Regions from separate parts of the Homo sapiens genome. Here region 1 is linked to region 2. A link is an interaction called in ENCODE POLR2A ChIA-PET data of the cell type or tissue named here. Cell type or tissue: endothelial cell of umbilical vein. All regions are shown on one strand. Each heading gives the region's core, and the rest is flanking DNA. Links, peaks and the distances in the headings are about the cores only.

The links. ChIA-PET counts read pairs that join two places held together with the same protein. Peaks named below come from ENCODE experiments on the same cell type or tissue, not always from the same donor. Only the 100,000 strongest peaks of a DNase experiment are listed, where the experiment ranks them.
Region 1: POLR2A ChIA-PET joins it to region 2 with 9 read pairs; 8 of 35 experiments call an interaction of 5 or more read pairs at or near these places.

Annotation. Positions count from the first base shown.
Region 1 is chr3:194,472,181-194,480,421 of GRCh38, reverse strand. All of the region lies in intron 2 of ATP13A3 (ATPase 13A3), which reads left to right. Among named protein-coding and RNA genes, the nearest start is that of ATP13A3, 11 kb to the left of the region's middle. In endothelial cell of umbilical vein, for the core only: a CTCF peak has its summit at 7,953; DNase peaks (open chromatin) are centred at 4,241 and 7,911.
Region 2 is chr3:194,546,365-194,557,578 of GRCh38, reverse strand. No RefSeq gene overlaps it. Among named protein-coding and RNA genes, the nearest start is that of TMEM44-AS1, 32 kb to the left of the region's middle. RefSeq lists enhancers at 618-947, 842-1,341 and a silencer at 3,745-3,943. In endothelial cell of umbilical vein, for the core only: no CTCF peak of the experiment used is centred there; a DNase peak (open chromatin) is centred at 8,538; H3K27ac peaks cover 240 bases.

The DNA.
Region 1 (8,241 bases), core at 242-8,241, 76 kb after region 2:
CTAAACTTAAGTATTACTCTGGGGATAGCACAGTAAGAAAACATGAGTATGTAAAAACATGATGGTGGCTAAAAACTTAACAGTCTTATGTCCTGGGAGAGGGCATGGTGTATTGGATAAAAATGTGGGCTTCAGAGCCATAGTGATTTTGAATTACAGCTCTGTCACATACCAGTCTTGTAGTCTGGGTTAAGTAAGTCACTGAACCTCTGAGAGCTTTTTTATTTGCCAGATAGAGGTGATAAAGGGTACCTTAGAGAATTGTAAGGATAAGAGTCTGAGTGAAGGGTAACTTATTATTTGTTAACTTAGTAACATTGAAGATATTCAAAACAAGTCAGATGTGTGTGTGGGGTGTGATTGATGATTGCTCTTTGTTTTTTTGTTAACTGGAACAGCAGGCAATAATGTTATATTCAGGCTTTTTATGTCCAAAACAATCTATGATTTTGTATCTTTAGTAGCAACATCCTCAAAAGCTCAAGATGTTAACCTCATGTATCTCCGATATACATTTTATGTATATTTTAGTTTTTCTCTTTGTGTCTCTGGTGTGTTTGCAGTCTGTTTTCTCTCCCATCTTGTTACTGTTACCCAATGTCTCTGTCTCTGACCACCTTATAAAATTTAAAACTATCTGTAATTGTATTTATTTTATAGGACTTTATATGCATTATTTTCATTTAAAAATTCTGATTAGTCAAATATTTCTACTTTTTTTTTAAAGAAGACTTTGAATTATATTTCAATTTTGTGACCTTTAGATTTCTTTAAACATGGAATCCTAGTCACTGGTTCCTTATAGACCGAAGATTTTTCTTTTTTTTAAATTTTATTTTATTTTACTTTATTTTTTTAGACCAAAGATTTTTCATTCATCTCTAGATCATGCCTTAGCTTCTTAAGTCACCAGTTTTCTAAGCTCATTTACAATTTTCATCTGTAGTTTCCTTGTTTCTCCTTTTTTTAATGTTTATGTTTCTAATTTTCCTAAGCACAAAAGATAGAAACCTATTTAATGCTAATTATAATAAGTAGATTAGTATACTAAGTAAAATGTAAAGTACAATAGGCAAATGACATAATTTTGTCTGTAGCACTTACTTGAAAGACTAGACTAACCTAGCACACGCTTAATTGAAATATTTAATGGGTCTTTTTGATATGAAAATGTACTTTTCATAATTGTCAGCACTGCCTTAGAGTTAGTTGAAGAATAATTTTAAGCTAACCCATGGTTTTCTGTTCAGTGTTTGATGAAGAGAATAGAATAAGCTCATTAATTTAGTCAGATTCAGAAGCATCTTAAAGAGTACCCCCCGCCCCAATCCTTTCTAATCTCTGGTGCGGCCCATAGTGACTCACTATTCTTCATGTTCCCTTAATAGTTGTGGCAATGATAAGTTATTGTAGTGTATAAGAGTTGTGATTTTATAGGTAGCAAGGAAGGGGGCTTGGTTAGGGCCTCTTGGTTATGCCTTTAGGACTGTGTTGGTACTTCTAACTATTTAATAGTGTTTTAGTTCCTGTACATGCCAAACACAGGGCTGGATGCTGGGGAGACATCGATGAATGAGTTCTTCTCTCTTACACATACACAGTCCAGCAGGTAAACACTGTGCTGTTGCATTGCACAAGTCCAGAGGATACCATTCACGTTGTATTCTTCAGGAATATGGCTCCTTGGCCTGGCCTAGGATCTCTTTCAGGTGACAAAAGTTCAGAATCTCCATCACCTACAAGATAATCTGTATTGTTTATCATGTCTAACAAGACCCTTCCTTATAATCTGATCCTGTCCTATCCTTCTAAACCTCCATTTGTAATTATTCCTCAAAGGCTATCACCCCGTGCACCAGTCAGTTTAAATAACTTGTTTTCCTGGCATTTTTTAGGATCTCTCACTATAGTACCTCTGCATGTGGCAGTTCCCCTGCTTGGGTTTCATCTCTCTATTTTCTCCCTAACATTTTTCCTCTTACTGCTTGTTTGCTTGATCAAGTTTACATCCTTCTGGTCTTAGATCAAGAGATAGTTCTTTTTTGAAGTCTTTTCTGTTCTTGGTTCTCTCTTTCTCCCTGGTGCCATTGGTCACCATTTTGTTTGATATTTGTTTGCTTACTTATTTGTCTAGCCTACTAGATGTGGTTCCTTAAGGTTAGAAATTTAATCTTGTAACCTCCAGCATTTAGACCACTAGTTGGCACATGGTAGGCAATACCATTCTAACAAATGAGTTTTTATGAAATCAAATTGGCAATAAACCAGAATGATTATTGCTAGAATGCTAATTTAATATTTACAGATTTATCTGAAAAATTAGGATACTTGACAACATCTTGGTTTTCTGATTTAATTTACCTTTTTCTAGTCAAGCAGTAGTTTGGGGTTAGATTTCAGGGAACTGCTTGGCTAGAGTGAAGACACTGTTTTAAGTTCATTGGTGAACATGTTGGTGAGAACTTTCTGTCTGCTGAAGAATTAACCATAAGTGGTCTCAAACTAAAACAAAGACACAGAGGTATTCAACCCAAGAAGAATGGATGATCTGTAGGATGGTAGTGTCTGCCCCAGCTCTGTCTCTACCTGTAGCACTCACTGCAGCTAATCTGTAGGAGTGGATGAAGTGAGGTGGAAACACTTCTGGGGGGCCCAGTCAGGAAGAGACTCCTAGATGCTTCTGGGCCAGTCTTTCTGTGCGATAGAGTGTCCACTCCCCATATCCTCTCCATACTTCTTTTAAAATTTTGTTTCTTAGTGATTCATCTTAGGTTAACAGCTATGAGAAGCTGTCACTAATTTATGTGTTAACTTCTGAACAGAAGGATCCTGATTAAGAGGAAGAGGAAGGGTTGATCTGAAGAACATAGTGCTGTGGTGGAGGTTGTGTAGAGTTCCATGAGGTCACTAAGGGACCTGGGAACACAGGATATTGGGAGAGCTGGGAAAGGGGAATAGGGATGAGATGCGGGAGCATGCCAAAGACAAAATTACTTTGTTGTCAAATTTTGCCCACAAAAAGAAGAGGGATTCCACCCCTCCTTCACCCAGTCTTGCCCTGTCTCCTTTATTCAGCTGCACTGCTGGATGCTTGCCTGGTTCCCAGCCTTTAAGGTTTTTAGTCTATAAGTTCAACGTTGTTGGAAAAGTGCTCTGATACCTGCAGAGGTGGGAGAAAGGTGGGGGCAGTCCTCTGCTAGGAGATGGAAGGGACAATCAAAGCTTAGTAGCTTGAGCTGGTCCTGGAAGAGCAAGTAGGAGCTCTTTAGCCAGACTAAGAGAAGGGCATTCTTGGCAGAAGGAATATTCTATATAAAGAAGTGGAGTCAGGGAACAGTAGGGCTCTTTGAAGAACTACAGATTGTGTTCTAAATGAATGACATGTAAGGTTTGTAAGGGGCGAGTGATAACCACTGATGAATGGCAGATGGTGTTGACAACTAGGCGGGGCCAGAGTCTGTAGGATCTTACATGTCTTGCAATCAGTTTTGACTTTGACCTTGGAACCCAGTTGAGGCTCCCTTCCGCCCCAGTTCCTCATGGCAGGGAAATACATCATGTTGTGCGTTGTAAGACTTCAAAACTTTGCTAGTGAGAGGCCTGCTTAATATTATTTAATCTAGTTCAATTTAATTGTTTTGAAAAAAAAAAAAAACAACAACTTACTTTGAAGGTACTCTTTTACCAGTTTGGGAATTGCTACTACAGACAACGGGAAGCTACTGAAGTTTTATGTAGAGAGGGAAATGGTCATATCTGGCTGCATACAGACTTGAATGAGGGAGACGAGGGCTCAGGACCTGAATCAAGGCAAAGCTGATGGAGATAGGCATGGTGAGGTGGATTTGAGAAGGGTAGTCAAAAGATGAGTGGCCGGTTGGATGTAGGTGTGAGATAGGAAGAGTTCGAAGGTGACTTCTAAATTCCTGGCTTGGCTTTTTAGGCAACTCATACTCATTAAAGGAGTAGGGGGAATTGGTGGTGGCTGGGTGGTGGGGCAGATTTTTTGGAAGAAAGAGAAAATGAACCTATTGAGTGTTAGCTGTCTGCAAACATGTAGTTGAATCTGTGGGTCTGAAGCACATGAGAGATTAGTGCTGAAAATGTGAATTGGTAGTTGCCATCGCGATGGTCCAGTAGTGCCACCCCTGATGAGATTGTTACAAAGAGAAGAGCCTGAGGAATATTAATAGGAAAATTAAGAAGCGGGCAGAGGAAATGGAGGCTTGGTAACCTGGCTACCTGCCCAGCAACCCAGGCTAGTGTAATGTGAACTGCAGCTCAGCAGAGTTGTAAGAGGTAAAATGGGCATTTGTGGGCTATCTTAGGAATCTAGACACTATTTTCCTTATGGAGAAATGCATTTCAAGTACATGTGGAGTAAGAATTGGTTTTTAAATGAATTTTGTTCCTTGAAAGATGGTGCTGCCTACGTGTCATTCCTTAAATTTGTTGGTAAGGCTTTTTGATGTAAAGTCACCCCATGCTTGACTTTCTGGTGAAAATGAAAAATACTAATCTTGGTTAAGTGAAGATGATTTTTTCCTGGTTTTGAAAGGCAGTATTCTGGTAAGTAAGAGTAGATAATGCCCATCAAAGTGTTGTGTAAACTAAATATTCCCATACAGGCGTCACTATTGTGGTTGTTATAGTGCCTAAATACATTGATTGTGGGGTGTGTCTGTGTGCGTGTGTGTGTGTATGTGGTTTTTTTTAAATCCTGGATAGTGGCATACAGGACAGTCATAGGAGGTTAGAAAGTTAACATTTTTATGATGGTTGTGCTGTGAATAAGGTGATTAACTTCTTCAATAGCAACTTATATTACTGTATTTTTGAAGTATTTGTTGAATGTAAATGTTACGGCCTTTGCATTGTCTATGCTGGGTTAGCGTGGGTAGGTTTCAGATTAGACAAAGGACTCAAGTAGAAAAACCCAAATTCATGTAACTTAAAGTTGACCCAAGTACCTATGAGTTACATTTATACATTTGCAGGATTTTACTTTTTGTACAGAATAGCTTCCTAGTGATTTTGTGCTTCTTTGTGGTTGGATTTTTCAAATCAGAATCTGGAAGAGTGAAATATGAATCATTCTGTAGTGTATGTAGATCATGAGGAAAACTAATTTTGCTTTGTTTCAAATTGCACAGTAATTCTGAAGTGAACCATACAGAAGTAATGAAAAAAATTATTTTTAGGTTTGCTATCAGTAAGAAAAAACAAACATTTCTGAGGTTTATATGTTTTTAACACACTGAAGACTTGGAGGTATAACCTCTGGAAAATTTTCTTCCACTCTTCTTTTTTTCTTCTCTACTCTTCCCTATTCCTATATTATTCCCTAGCATCCCCTTTTTCTCATCCTAGCTTTTCCTCTCCACCGTGCTGCGCTATTTCAGTATCTTTCTATGCAGAACGTTACTTTTTGTTGTATTATGCAACTACAGTGTAATCTTTTTGAATACTTTAATTAGTAATTTAAACTCAACATAGTCTTAGCAACAGTGCACGTTACTTAGCTGGCATGACCATAGTCTGAGCGGTGTGGCCAGTGTGAAGCATGAGTGTGCAGTGAGCACCGCATCACAGCAGCCACTTGCCGGCAGCAGCTGTAAGGTTGTATCTAAGCAGTGTCTTGATTTTAGCTATGGTAAAATGAGAATTCATGAATGTTTAAATTTCAGAGACCATCTTTAATTTGATGACTGAAATGTCAGCAGTTATTTGAGATTTTTATTAATAGCATTACAGTTTCAAATGAATAGTTGTTAATTTGCATTATAATGGAAGACATTAATTTACATATTACTCAACAAAAACTTTACCTTAACTCTGAACTAAAAAGTATAATTTTTAGTTTGGGGGAATTAGGCTTATTTATCATTTGGTTTGTTTACACAAGCTGTTATTGAAACTCTTGATTTGTCAATTTCTATTATATTAAGTGCCCATGCCACACGATTTCTTTTCTGCTTATTTTAACATACTCCTATTTCCAGCTGCTTGGAAGGCCAAGGTGGGAGGATCCCTTGAGCCCAGGTGTTTGAGACCAGCCTGGCAAGATGAAGAGACCTCATCTTTATGGGGGAATTGGGGGAATTAGTTAGGTGTGGTGGCTCAGGCCTGCAGCCCCTTCCTGCTCAAGGGAGCATCCCTTGAGCTGAGGAGTTGAGGTTGTGGTCAGCTGTGACGGTGCCACTGTCTTCCAGCCTGGGTGACAGAGTGAGACCCCATCTCTTAAAAAAACCCGAAAAACTCTTTTATTTGTTCTAACTAGGTGTTTTTGCTTTTAAATACCCACTGTCACCCCCCAAAGGAAAGAAAGCACAAAACTTTTATACTCTACTTCATAAATCTAAAGATGCAGAGGAATTTGAAGAAACCGTTAATGGTAGCCTCTGCCTTGCAATACAAGATGATGTTAACAGTTTGGTGTGTATCTTACACCTTTCTGTTTGGTCTTTTAAAAACACATATCCACAGAGTTATTTGGTTGCTATAAAAATAGTGTATTAGACATATTCCTTTTTTCCTGTTTTTATATATTACATAGCTCTATCTTGGTTTCTACACATAGATTTAACTCATTCTCCTTAATTCCATAAATTATTCATCTATTCTTCTATTGATGGACGTTCAGGTGGGTTCTAGGTTTTTTCCCCCTGCTGCAAACAGTGCTGCAATATACATGTTTTGTTCCTATGTACCTATATATGTATTTGTCATAGATTTTAAAAACTGGGATTGTTGGATCAAAGTGTATAGGTTTTAAATTTAAATATCTTCTGAGATCAGATGAGATTGGCACGTTCAAGGTGGTATGGCCATAGACAAAATTTAAGTATCTTGTCAATTGGTTTTTTAAAAAGGTAGGACAGATTCACTCCTAAGACCAATATATAAGGTTGCTCCTTGTCAGGTTTTTTTTTTTTCACCAATTTAATGGGCAAATAATGTCTTACCATATAATTTTATACTTTAAATACATCGTCTTGTTCTGTAATAGGTTCATTTGCTCTTTGTTATTGTTCTCTTCCTTGCTTTACAACTTTGCAAGATTCCTAAATTCTACTTTCAGACTAGAATGTACAGGGAGTATTAATATAGCTGTCTCTCTCCGCCCCATTATCATTTGTTTTGTGTTTTATTGCGTACATTAATTTTTTGTTGAGACACATGAATGCAGGGCATCTTTTAGAAAGGCAATTCTGCTTTCCATGTCACGATCTCCACTGGTACTAAAATATATAATTTCTCATTGAAATTTCAACTTTTATTTTAGATTCAGGGAATACCTGTGCAGGTTTGTTACATGGATCATATTGTGTGATGCTAAGATTTGGGGTATGATTAATCCCATCAACCAGGTAGTAAGCAGAGTACCCAATAGGTACCCTTGCCCCACCCCTTCCTTCATCTAGTCATTGCCAGTGTCCATTGTTCCCCATCTTTATGTCTATGTATATCCAATGTTTAGATCCCACTTACAAGTGAGAACATATAGTATTTGGTTTTCTGTTTCTGCATTAATTCGAATGCTTAGATAATGGCCTCCAGCTGCATCCGTGTTACTGCAAAAGACATAATTTTATTATTTTTTATGGCTGCATAGTATTCCATAGTGTATGTGTGCCACATTTTCTTTATGCAATCCACTGTTGGTGGATGCCTAGGTTGATTCCATGTCTTTGCTATTGTGAATAGTGCTGTGATGAACATATGAGTGCATGTGTCTTTTTTGTAGAACGATTTATTTTCCTTTGGATATATACCTAGTAATGGGATTGCTGGGTTGAATAGTAGTTCTGTTTTTAGTTCTTTGAGATAATTTCTCATCTTTAATCATTCTTGATCACTTCAGATAACTGCAGCAGTTCTATTTCTTAAGTCTTGTTGTAACTCAGCCTTTTCTCCTTACTAATGTTGGAACATCCCCTAGTGGTGAAAGAGTGTACCAGCAGGCCATATACAAAGGCTATGCTTGTGTAGCTCAAAACCTTTTTGGTTGATACTTATTGTAGAAATTATTCTATCTGCCTTATTTTAGTGGAGAAGAAGTTGAGACCAGCGTGAAGGAACTTGCATCATAGTTCATGTTGAATTAATTGTTATTTAAGGAAAAGTTAAGGTTGACTGTGTTTTTTTTTTGGCTACTGTGCAACAAAACTTTTATTAACATTTTGAACAGGTTCAGCTACTACTGAAACTGGTCATTTCTAAATTTAAATTGGGGCAAAT
Region 2 (11,214 bases), core at 1,281-9,280:
GGGTTATCATTCCTGTCATTGCTATTATTGTTGTTATTATCAAAAACATGTAAATAGTCCTCTTAAATTATTGTCCCTCTTAAACAATAAAGGTGATAACAGAGACTTCTTTGGGCATTTGCAAACCCAAAGAGAATATTGTTATATATTGTTATTCACCAGCAGCTTTGCTTTAAGGGACCCAGCAATGACTGTGAGATCCAGACAATTCCAGGGGAAGGTCTAGGTGTGTTGTTTGGGTGACTGAAGAGGGTCAGAGGGCCCTTTAAAGAAACGGGTGGGGGGAGGGGTGAGAGATAGCATTAGGAGATATACCTAATGTAAATGACGAGTTAATGGGGGCAGCACACCAACACAGCACATGTATACACATGTAACACACCTGCACATGATGCACATGGACCCTAGAACTTAAAGTATAATAATAAAAAAAAAATATATATATATATATAAACAGTCAAAACAAACAATAATAAAGTTCATACTTACATAGGCAAGAAAAAAAAAAGAAACGGTTCTGGCAGAATGGAAAAGGCACTTTCAAGGGGAGAAGGGGCCATTTGAGTAGTTCGGGTGGTACACAATGAGGAAAGATGTTGAGGGAAGAGAGGAGAGGGCAGAGGAGAGGCACGGTGGCATTAGACACCTATGACAGGGCAGGATGGGAGGAGGGGTGAGAAAGATGGAGCTGCAAGATGTGTCTGAAAAGAAGAGCTGAGTCATGGGTGGGAAATGGGGGTCACCTGGACAGTGACACAATATCTGTGTTAACCAGGGTTGTTGGCACCGGCTGTAGCCTGCCCTTCCCACTCCCGATCGCGGTTCTGGACACAACAAAAACTTATTTATTTCTCTTTCATTTCAAGGTCGGATGTGGGTGGAGCTGGTGGGGGCGGCACTCTGACACAGCTGTCTTCCAAACTGGGCATCCTGGCTGTGCTCATGTGTGTCTTCACCATCTTGGAATCCTTTGCTTCCAGCCAGGTGGACAGAAGAGAAAGCAAAGCTTTTCCTTCACCACCACAAACCGGAAGTGAGCCGTAACTTCTGTTTGCTTCTGTTGGTAAAAATTCATCACACGGCCATTGCTAGGGAGCACAGGAGGGGCCCTGCAGCCCAGGCCTTGTGTGGCCATTCAGGAAGCTGACCCGTCAGGAGGGAGCTGGTCACTGTAGGAGTCAGGAGGTGTTAGTCTCTGTGAGTAGAAAGGAGTTCCCTAGGGTGCCTCCTCACTCCAAATCACACCATGCTGTTTTGTCTGGAGAGTCCCTGGCTAGGCTTAGGGTTTGGGGGACACCAGGGACAACTGAGGCTCTGGCAGTCCCCCCTTGTAGATGGCAAAACCCTGTACTGCAGGTGGCTTGTTGTTTATTGGGGTCAGTGTGCCCTTTAATACTCCTTCCAGCATGAAGATTTGAGGATGAATGTTCAGGGGCTCTGGATTCTTATCCTCTCTCTCCCACTACCTTACCCTCTGACCCCACGGGAGTCTCTTCTTCCTGGGCCTCGGCTTCCTGAGCTACAAACGGAATGGGCTGGCCTGCGTGACCTTTAATGCTTTTCCAGGCACGAGAGTCTATGTCCCCTTAGGGACAAGCTTGAACCACCTCATTTCTGCATCTCCTGAGCTCTTGGAAAGGAGTGAGGCCTGGAAGACTTTCTGGGGTTACTGCTGTGAGCTTCAGCCCCACCTGATCCTACCTAGAATTGCATCATCAAAATAAGAGACTTCTTAAGCTCATCAGCTGCTTGCAGCCACTCAAAAAGTGCATGATCTGAATGGGTAGAGGGAGAGACCCAGTGGCCTGTGCCAGGGCTCCGATTTCAAGGCAGCACGGTGTCCTGCCTCTGTGAGATCCAGCTGTGAGCGAGGCCTGAACATCCATAGATGTGAGACCAAGTTACATCCGTCAGGGTACCAGCAGGCAACAGATGCACACCCGGAAGTGTTTGCACAGGGGGAAAAAAGCTTGAAGCAGAGACTGTTCACAAACGTGTAGCCAGAGGCAAGGAACCAACAAAGAATGGTGAGGTGCCCAGGGCCGGGGACCAGGCCTGAAGGGGCAAAGGAGGAAATGTTGTGAGCAGAGTTATGGGAGACGGACCTTCCCACAGAAGCCAGAGCCATAGAAGAATGTAACAGCAGGAAAGCAGGGTTGAGCCAGCGCGGATGGGGGTGGGATGGAGCAGGGAATAAATGTGTCAACCTCCAATCTCTTGCCAGCGCCTCCCATTAGACAAACCCAACAGGAAGCCAAGGGAACAGGGACTCTGGTGATGCAGTTATAGAAAACACAGAGGGCAGGAGAGGCAGTGGACAGGGGAGGCACATGGAGAATAACCAGCTCGGGAGTCTGGTTATCCCATGACAGGGGGAGTCTGAATGGCCTGGACCCTGTGGTATACTGGCAGTGAAATTCCCAGCCAGGTTGATGATGACAGCAGTGATAACGAAGAAGGTGACCCTATCTTAGATTTATATAACTGTTTTGTCCTCCAACAATATCGGGTTACCCAGAGCATCTTTCAGGACATCTGAAGGAGCCTGGTGGAATTCTCTGAATCTTGCATCTGAGATTTCTTTTAGATACAAATTTAGACCCTGCTCTGACTTTTTCCCGAGTGGTAACACTAGCTGCTCTGTCAGTCCTGAGAGAGTTGGAAGAGTGGGATAAATTTAGACTAGAGTTATTGTGCCTCAGCCAATATGTTAAATACTTGATTTTTAACATGACCCTGACCTCCGTGCCCTGCATAACCACATATTCCCCGTCCTCTATTTGACCAGCCTCTAGGTCTCTCACCCCCACACTGATGTGTACCTCCCCGCCTTCGCCAGCTATGAATAGTTGGTGTGGACAAAGAGACTGGGCGTTGGGCTGCCATCAGCTCCCACTCCATCAGATACCATCACTGTCAAAACAAAGTCAGCTATGTGGAAACCCTTGCCATGCCTCCTGCCTCCTTTTGGAATGCAGCGTTCTGACTGCAAGTACAGAGCGGCAATTTATAAGCATGAGTTGGTGCAGAAAACAAGTCACAAAACCAAGAAAATGAATATGATATGGAATGGCATGAAATTCAGGACTGTCGACAGAGATAGAATGGAGCCAGGAGAAGATGATGCTTCAAGATTAACATACATGAGAGACGAGGGCCAAGAAACCAGGCCTTGGATATTTTTTTATTTCTCTGCATACTTGAGTTCACTGTAGTTATTACTGTTAATAGATCATTTTACTCTAGCACTTTTCAAATGTTTTCGTGCATTAGCCATGCATCTTAGTACTTAAAAAAGGTACAGAATTTTTTTCTTTCTTTTTTTTTTTCTTTTTGAGATGGAGTCTCACTCTGTCGCCCAGGCTGGAATGCAATGGTGCGATATCGGCTCACTGCAACCTCCACCTCCTGGGTTCAAGCAATTCTCCCGCCTCAGCCTCCCCAGTAGCTGGGATTACAGGCACCCACCATCATGCCCAGCTAATTTTTGTATTTTTGTAGAGACGGAGTTTCACCATATTGGTCAGGCTGGTCTCGAACTCCTGACCTCAGGTGATCCGCCCACCTTCGCCTCCCAAAGTTCTGTGATCATAGGTGTGAGCCACTGCACCCAGCCAATATTTTTTTTTCACTCTGTTATATACTGTGCTCTTTTCTTTTTTTTTTTCTTTCTTTTCCTTTTTTTTGTTTTTTGAGATGGAGTTTTGCTCTTGTCACCCAGGCTGCAGTGCAGTGGCGCAATCTCTGCTCACCGCAACCTCCACCTCCCAGGTTCAAGACATTCTCCTGCTTCAGCCTCCCAAGTAGCTGGGATTATAGGCGTCTGCTACCACGCCAGGATAATTCTTTTTTTTTTTTTTTTTTTTTTGTATTTTTAGTAGAGATGGGGTTTCACCATGTTGGTCAGGCTGGTATCAAACTCCGGACCTCCGGTGATCCGCCCGCCTCGGCCTCCCAAAGTGCTGGGATTACAGGCATGAGCCACTGCGCCTGGCCTTAGTGTTCTGTTTCCCAACTTTGGGTCACAACCCATTAATAGGACATGAAATTAATTTAATTGAGTGTGGTCAGCATTTTTCAAAAAATGAAATAGATGGAATATAAGCATCAGAGTATATTATAGAGAGAAAGCTAAGTGTTGTATGATACACCTGAACACGCATGCTGGGCATCTACTTAAATGCATTCTTCACCCAGGCCTCGGTGTAGCAGAGCTGGCCAGGTGTCAAGGCACTCAGGCACTTGTTCCAGCACCATTATTAATCTAAGTGGCCTCATCTGGACAGCTGTCCTCTCTGGTCTTGGTATCTTTATCTATAAAGTGACACATTTGCACTGAATGAACCCTAAGGGCTTTTCTTCTTTTCTTTTCTTTTTTGAGACAGAGTCTCGCTCTGTTGCCCAGGCTGGAGTGCAGTGGTGTGATCTTGGCTCACTGCAACCTCTGCCTCCCAGGTTCAAGTGATTCTCTTGCCTCAGCCTCCAGAGTAGCTGGGACCACAGGCACGCGCCACCATGCCCACCTAATTTTTGTGTTTTTAGTAGAGATGGGGTTTCACCGTATTTGTCAGGCAGGTCTTGAACTCCTGACCTCAGGTGATCCACCCACCTCGGCCTCTCAAAGTGCTGGGATTACAGGTGTGAGCCACCGTGCCTGGGCCCTTAAGGGCTTTTTAATCCCCCACTTAACACATATTTATTGAGCATCTGCTAGATACCAAGCACTGGGGGTTTAGCAGCAGGCAAAATGAAGATCTTGCCCTCCCTGACTTTATATTCTAGTAGAGGGATGACAGGCAATAAACAAACTAATGAGTAGATAATATGCTGAGTCATGCTAAGTGCAATGGAGAAAAATATGGCGGAATAAGGGGGCAAGAGTGCAATGGAGGAGGGCATTGCCATTTTAGGTAGTTTGAGGTGGCATTTCCACAGAGGTGTGAAGAAAGCGAAGGGATCAAGCTACACAGATATCTGTGGGAAGAGTGAGCTCGCTGAAGGCTGGAGAGCGCTTACCTTGTTCAAGGATCAGGAAAGGGCCAGAGTGGCCGCAGCAGAGTGGGCAAGGGACAGTGGGTGGGAGAGCAACTCAGAGGGAGGGGGCTGGGGCCAGGGCCAGGGAAAAAGAACCTGTGCAGGTTTTGAGTGGCAGAGAGAATCCACCGGACTGTACGGAGGCCAGCTAGGAGGCTGCTAGAATACTCCAGAAGTGAGATTATGATGTCTTGCTCTAGGATGGTAAAGAGAAAGGAGATGAGAGGGATTCTGAATATATTTTGGTGGTAGGGCAAGTGGGGTTTGCTGATGACATCTACGAAGTGAAGGACCAAGAGGAATATAGGATGACTTCAAGGTTCGAAGCCTAAGCAGCTGGAAGGAGTTTCAGTTTATGGAGATAACGAAGACTATGGGAGAAGAGGCATTGGGGTGTGTGTGCGTAAAGTATGAGGTCAGAGATGCTGATTTTTTTACTTTTATTTTTTTGAGATGGAGTCTTGCTCTGTCGCCCTGGATGGAGTGCTGTGGCACAATCTCGGCTCACTCCAACCTCCGCCTGCTGGGTTCAAGCGATTCTCCTGCCTCAGCCTCCTGAGTTGCTGGGATTACAGGCACCTGCCACCACGCCCAGCTAATTTTGTACTTTTAGAAGAGATGGGGTTTCACCATGTTGGCCAGGCTCATCTGGAACTGCTAGCCTCAAGTGATCCTCCCGCCCCAGCCTCCAAAAGTGCTGGGATTACAGGCATGAGCCACTGTGCCGTTGTGGATGCTTATTGAACATCCACATGGCCATGTTGATGGTCCTTGGAAATCTGAATCTGAAGGGGCATTTATGAGTATAAGGATACAGAAGGCCACTGCACTGGACCAGATAACAGAGGGAGTGGTAGAGATGAGAAGAGGCTCCAGGACTGAGGTCTAGGCCCCTCCAACATACAGAAGCCTGGAAAATGAGAAGGAAACAGCAAACATTATTTGACTCTGCGACTCTTTTCAGAATAAGTTGCTAAACAGAGGAAAATCAGAAAAATATGGTTTTAAACAAAAAAAGAAAATAAATAAAAGAAAAAAATGGGGCCGGACGCAGTGGCTCACACCTGTAATCCCAGCACTTTGGGAGGCCGAGGCGGGCGGATCAGGAGGTCAGGAGATTGGGACCATCCTGGCCAACATGGTGAAACCCCGTCTCTACTAAAAATACAAAAATTAGTTGGATGTGGTGGCACGTGCCTGTAGTCCCAGCTACTCAGGAGGCTGAGGCAGGAGAATCACTTGGATCCAGGAGGCAGAGACTGCAGTGAGCTGAGATCGCGCCACTGTACTCCAGCCTGGTGACAAAGCGAGACTCCATCTCAAAAATAAATAAGTAAATAAAATAAAAATACTTTAAAAAAAGAAAAAAAGAGAAAAATATGGTTTTTAGTTTGAAATAATTAGCATAGCTTACCTACCAATCATTGTTAAATGTATCATTCTTGATAACAACTGCAATAGCATCTTGTACAAAGCTTGGTAGAAAATTGCTGGTGAATTAAATGGAAATGTGTATTGATTGTCTTAGGGTTTCTTTCAGTTCTTGGTGGTGTTAAAAAAAATGGGGGAAATTAGAGCTTTATTTGCCTTCAGCAACTTATTCAGACTGGAGGAAACTGATCCCCAGGGCTTCCCCAGCAGCCCCCATAGTCTGAAGGGAGGCTTCAGACTGGATTTCCCAACTCTGCTCCAGCCACGGCAACCTTCATTTCAGGGTATAATTGCAGTGCCCAGTCCTGGGCTCCCTGAGGAATTTCTCCTTCCTTGCTGTGAAGGCAAGGAAGATTAGCCTGATTTTATGGCTATCTAGTGCTTCTCAGCCTTTAAGACTAACTCTCCAACAAGGAGCAGACAGATTTTCAGGTTTAAGAGAATTGAATGCAAGCTTTGGCTTATTAAAACTTGTCCTTTTGAAAAAGGATAGCAAACTACAATGTTCGGCAAAATGTGTAGTGTTTCAGGGTGTGTCTTTCTGTTAGTGCTGGATTTCAGGGGCAGTTTATGCCAAGCATTTGGATGCAGCAACAGTCTTCTTGGGAGGTGGTGGTGGCCACGGTGAGATTAGAGGAGAGAGCAGCAGGCTGCTATATTAGGAGCAGCCACAAAAGGAACTAGCAATTTTTTTTTTTTTTGAGATGGAGTCTCTCGCTCTGTCGCCCAGGCTGGAGTGCAGTGGCGTGATCTTGGCTCACTGCAACCTTTGCCTCCTGGGTTCAAGCGATTCTCCTGCCTCAGCCTCCCGAGTAGCTGGGACTACAGGCATTCACCACCACGCCCAGCTAATTTTTATATTTTTAGTAGAGACGGGGTTTCACCTTGTTGGCCAGGATAGTCTCGATCTCTTGACCTCACAATCCGCTCACCTTGGCCTCCCAAAGTGCTGGGATTACAGTCATGAGCCACCATGTCTGACCAGAACTAGCAATTTTTACACCCCAGAAAAGCTTCCTAAACTGCCCCACCCCCAATTCTCTGTCTATCATCGGGCCTGCTTCAGCTCCCTAGCAACAGATTCGCTGATTCGATTGTAACTTCTCTGGGCATGAAAGCCAGGACCCTGTGCATTTCAGTAACTGTACGTCGGGCCTTCAACCTCCCTGTCTTCACTACCCTTGCCTTTTAAAGCACCAAACTCCTGAAATGATTAGAACTAGACTGTGAGACCGGTTGAATAGATTTGGAAACACCACTCAGTGTGGGTTTAGATATTGCCTGAATCAAAAGTAAAGACTTGGCCGGACACAGTGGCTCACGCCTGTAATCCCAGCACTTTGGGAGGCTGAGGCCAGAGATCACCTGAGGTCAGGAGTTTGAGACCAGCCTGGCCAACATAGTGAAACCCTGTCTCTACTAAAAATACAAAAATTACCCAGGTGTGGTGGTGGGTGCCTGTAATCCCAGTTACTCGGGAGGCTGAGGCAGGAGAATCGCTTGAACCCGGGAGGCGGAGGTTGCAGTGAGGTGAGATCACACCACTGCACTCCAGCCTGGGCAACAGAGCAAGACTCTGTCTAAAAAAAAAAAAAAAAAAAAAGTGAAGACCTGTTGAACGTTCTTTTTTTTTTAATTTAATTTTTTTTTAAATAATGGAGATGGGGTCTTACTATGTTGCCCAGGCTGGCCTAGAACTCCTGGGCTCAGGCAATCCTCGTGTCTCACCCTCCCAAAGTGCTAGGATTACAGGCATGAGCAACCGTCCCTGGCCTGCATATTCTTCAGGCCTCTGAGAGTATGCTCATCTTCCCCCAGCTCTACTCTCCTAATCACCAGTGGAAAAGAGGGGTGGCGAAGAGAACAACACTGGCACCAAGCTACAGCCTAATAGACAGTCTGTTTTTGTTCCTGGCTGGACTGCCGTGCTTGGACTATGTATTATTTTTAAAAGGCCTTCTCTAGTTTCCTGTTGCTTATAGTACAGGGACTAGCCTTGTTGGCCTCTCATTCAAAGCTTCACGCCATTTACTCTTTCCACAGTTGTAAACCATATCCTCTTAAACATCCCCTGCACATAAACACAGCAGTATACACACGCACACATACACATACGCACACACATACACATTCTTTTCACTGTGACCACAAGGTCTTTGCCCCCAAAGTCTTCCCACATCTCTAGGCCTTTCTCCAAGTCTTTCGCTTGTCCGTTAGCTCTCAAATCCACCTTCTGAAACCCTAATTTACGCTGTTCTCTGGGCTGTCAAAACCCTTTATAATATGGCTTGGCACAGTCTGCGTGGCACTCAAGAGAGCTGTGTAAGCTCCTGCCTCCCTCCTCCCTCCCCAGTGCCGATGCACACAGGAGACTGAGTTCTCTGAGTGCAAAATAACTCTGTGACAGTCACATGGCAGGGGCTCAGGGACCTCCGGAGAATCAAATTAAACAAGACTTTGCTGTTTCAAAATGATACCAGGCTAGCAGTTCCCATTGTAGTTTCTCTACATTTCCTGTATGAGGACTCTGAAAGAGATGAAAATTCACACCTTCAAAAACAAAGAACTGGCATGCGGCCCAGGACTTAGACAAATCAAATGCGTTTCAGCTGTGGTTCCGAGAAGGTAGGTGACCTGTTACTTGACCAAGGTGCCCACCTGAGCAAAGGTTCAGAAAGCTGCTCCCAGCAATTAATTCTCTTGCTAGAAATTTATTCTAAGAAATAACCAAGTATGCTGATAAAGATTTAACCATGGCCGGGCTCGGTGGCTCATGCCTGTAACCCCAGCATTTTGAGAGGCCGAGGCAGGGGGATCACTTGAGGTCAGGAGTTCGAGACTACCCTGATCAACATGGTGAAACCCCGTCTCTACTAAAAATACAAAAATTAGCTGGGCATGGTGGCAGGCGCTTGTAATCCCAGCTGCTCAGGGGGCTGAGGTATGAGAATCGCTTGAACCTGGGAGGCGGAGGTTATAGTGAGCCAAGATTGCACCACTGCACTCCAGCCTGGGTGACAGACTGAGACTCTGTCTTGAAAAAAAAAAAAGTATATATATATATATATATATATATATATATATATATATATGCAAAAAACAGAGAGGCAACAGAGATGTAGATAAGAGCCTAAGTTAATCAGAGAATTTACATTGGATTTCATCTACCAGGTACTTGCTGAGTGTTCCTGGAGAAAGTTCCTTAATTTTTCCCTGCTGTAAAATGTGCTTTAAAACAGTGGCTAAGGGCCAGGCATGGTGGCTCATGCCTGTGATCCCAGCACTTTGGGAGGCCAAGGCTGGAGGATAGCTTGAGCCCAGGAGTTTGAGACCAGCCTGGGCAACATAGCAAGACCCTGTCTATATTAAAACACATACATACACACACACACACACACAACAAAACAAAACAAAACAAAAAACAGTGACTAAGGCAATACAATGGAGAAAAAAATAGTCTTTTCAACAAATAGTGCTACAACAACTGGAAATTTACATGCCCCCCCAAAACGAATCTAGACACAGACCTTCACAAAATTAACTTAAAATGGATCACAGACCTAAATGTAAAACACTAAACTATAACACTCCCGGAAGATAACTTAGGAGAAAATCTAGGTGACCCTGGGCATGGCAATGACTTTTTAGATATACTCAGGGTATGGTCCTGGAAAGAAAAAAATTGATAAGCTGGACTTCATTGAAATTTAAAGCTTCTACTCGTGAAAGACAAGGTCAAGAGAATAAAAAGATAATCAACAGAAAATATTTGCAAGAGTCACATCCGATAAAGGACTGCTATCCACAATAAATAAAGAACTCCTAAAACTCAACAGTGAGAAAAGAAACTACCCAATTTAAAAATGGGCAAAAAGTCATGAACAGACACCTCACCAAAGATGATATAAAGATGGCAAATAAGCATACAAAAAGATGTTCAATATGATATGCACTAGAGATTATAAATAAAAATAACACCTATTAGAAGGGCCAAAATTCAAAACACTGGCAACACCAAATGCTGGCAAGGATGAGGAACAACAGGAACTCACGTTCATTGCTGGTGGGAATGCAAAATGGAACAGCCACTTTGGAAGACAGTTTGGCAGTTTCTTTTTTTCTTTTTTTTTGAGATGGAGTTTCGCTCCTGTTGCCCAGGCTGGAGTGCAATGGTATGATCTAGACTCCCTGCAACCTCTGCCTCCTGGGTTCAAGCAATTCTCCTGTCTCAGCCTCCCGAGTAGCTGGGATTACAGGCACCCACCACTATACCTGGCTAATTTTTTGTATTTTTAGTAGAGACAGGGTTTCATCATGTTGGCCAGACTGGTCTCGAACTCCTGACCTCAAGTGATCTGCCCGCCTCTGCCTCCCAAAGTGCTGGCATTACAGGCGTGAACAACCATGTCAGCCATGGCAGTTTCTTACAAAACTAAATGTACTCTTACCATATGTATTAGTCAGCTCACGCCCCCATAACAAAATACTGTTTCTGGCTTAAACAACAAAAATTCATTAATTTGTTTTTGTATCTTTTTTTGCTTGCTTGTTTATTTGACAGAAATGTCAAGAAATTATTTTTTTCACAGTTATAAAGGCTAGAGGTTTAAGATCAAGAATCTGGGCAATATGGTTTCTGCGGGGTCTCCTCCTGGCTCCGGATGGCCACCTTCTAGCTGTGCCCTCACATGGTCTCTCCTGGGGCCTGGGTATGGGGAGGGAGACGATTGGGAGGGAGAGAGAGAAAGC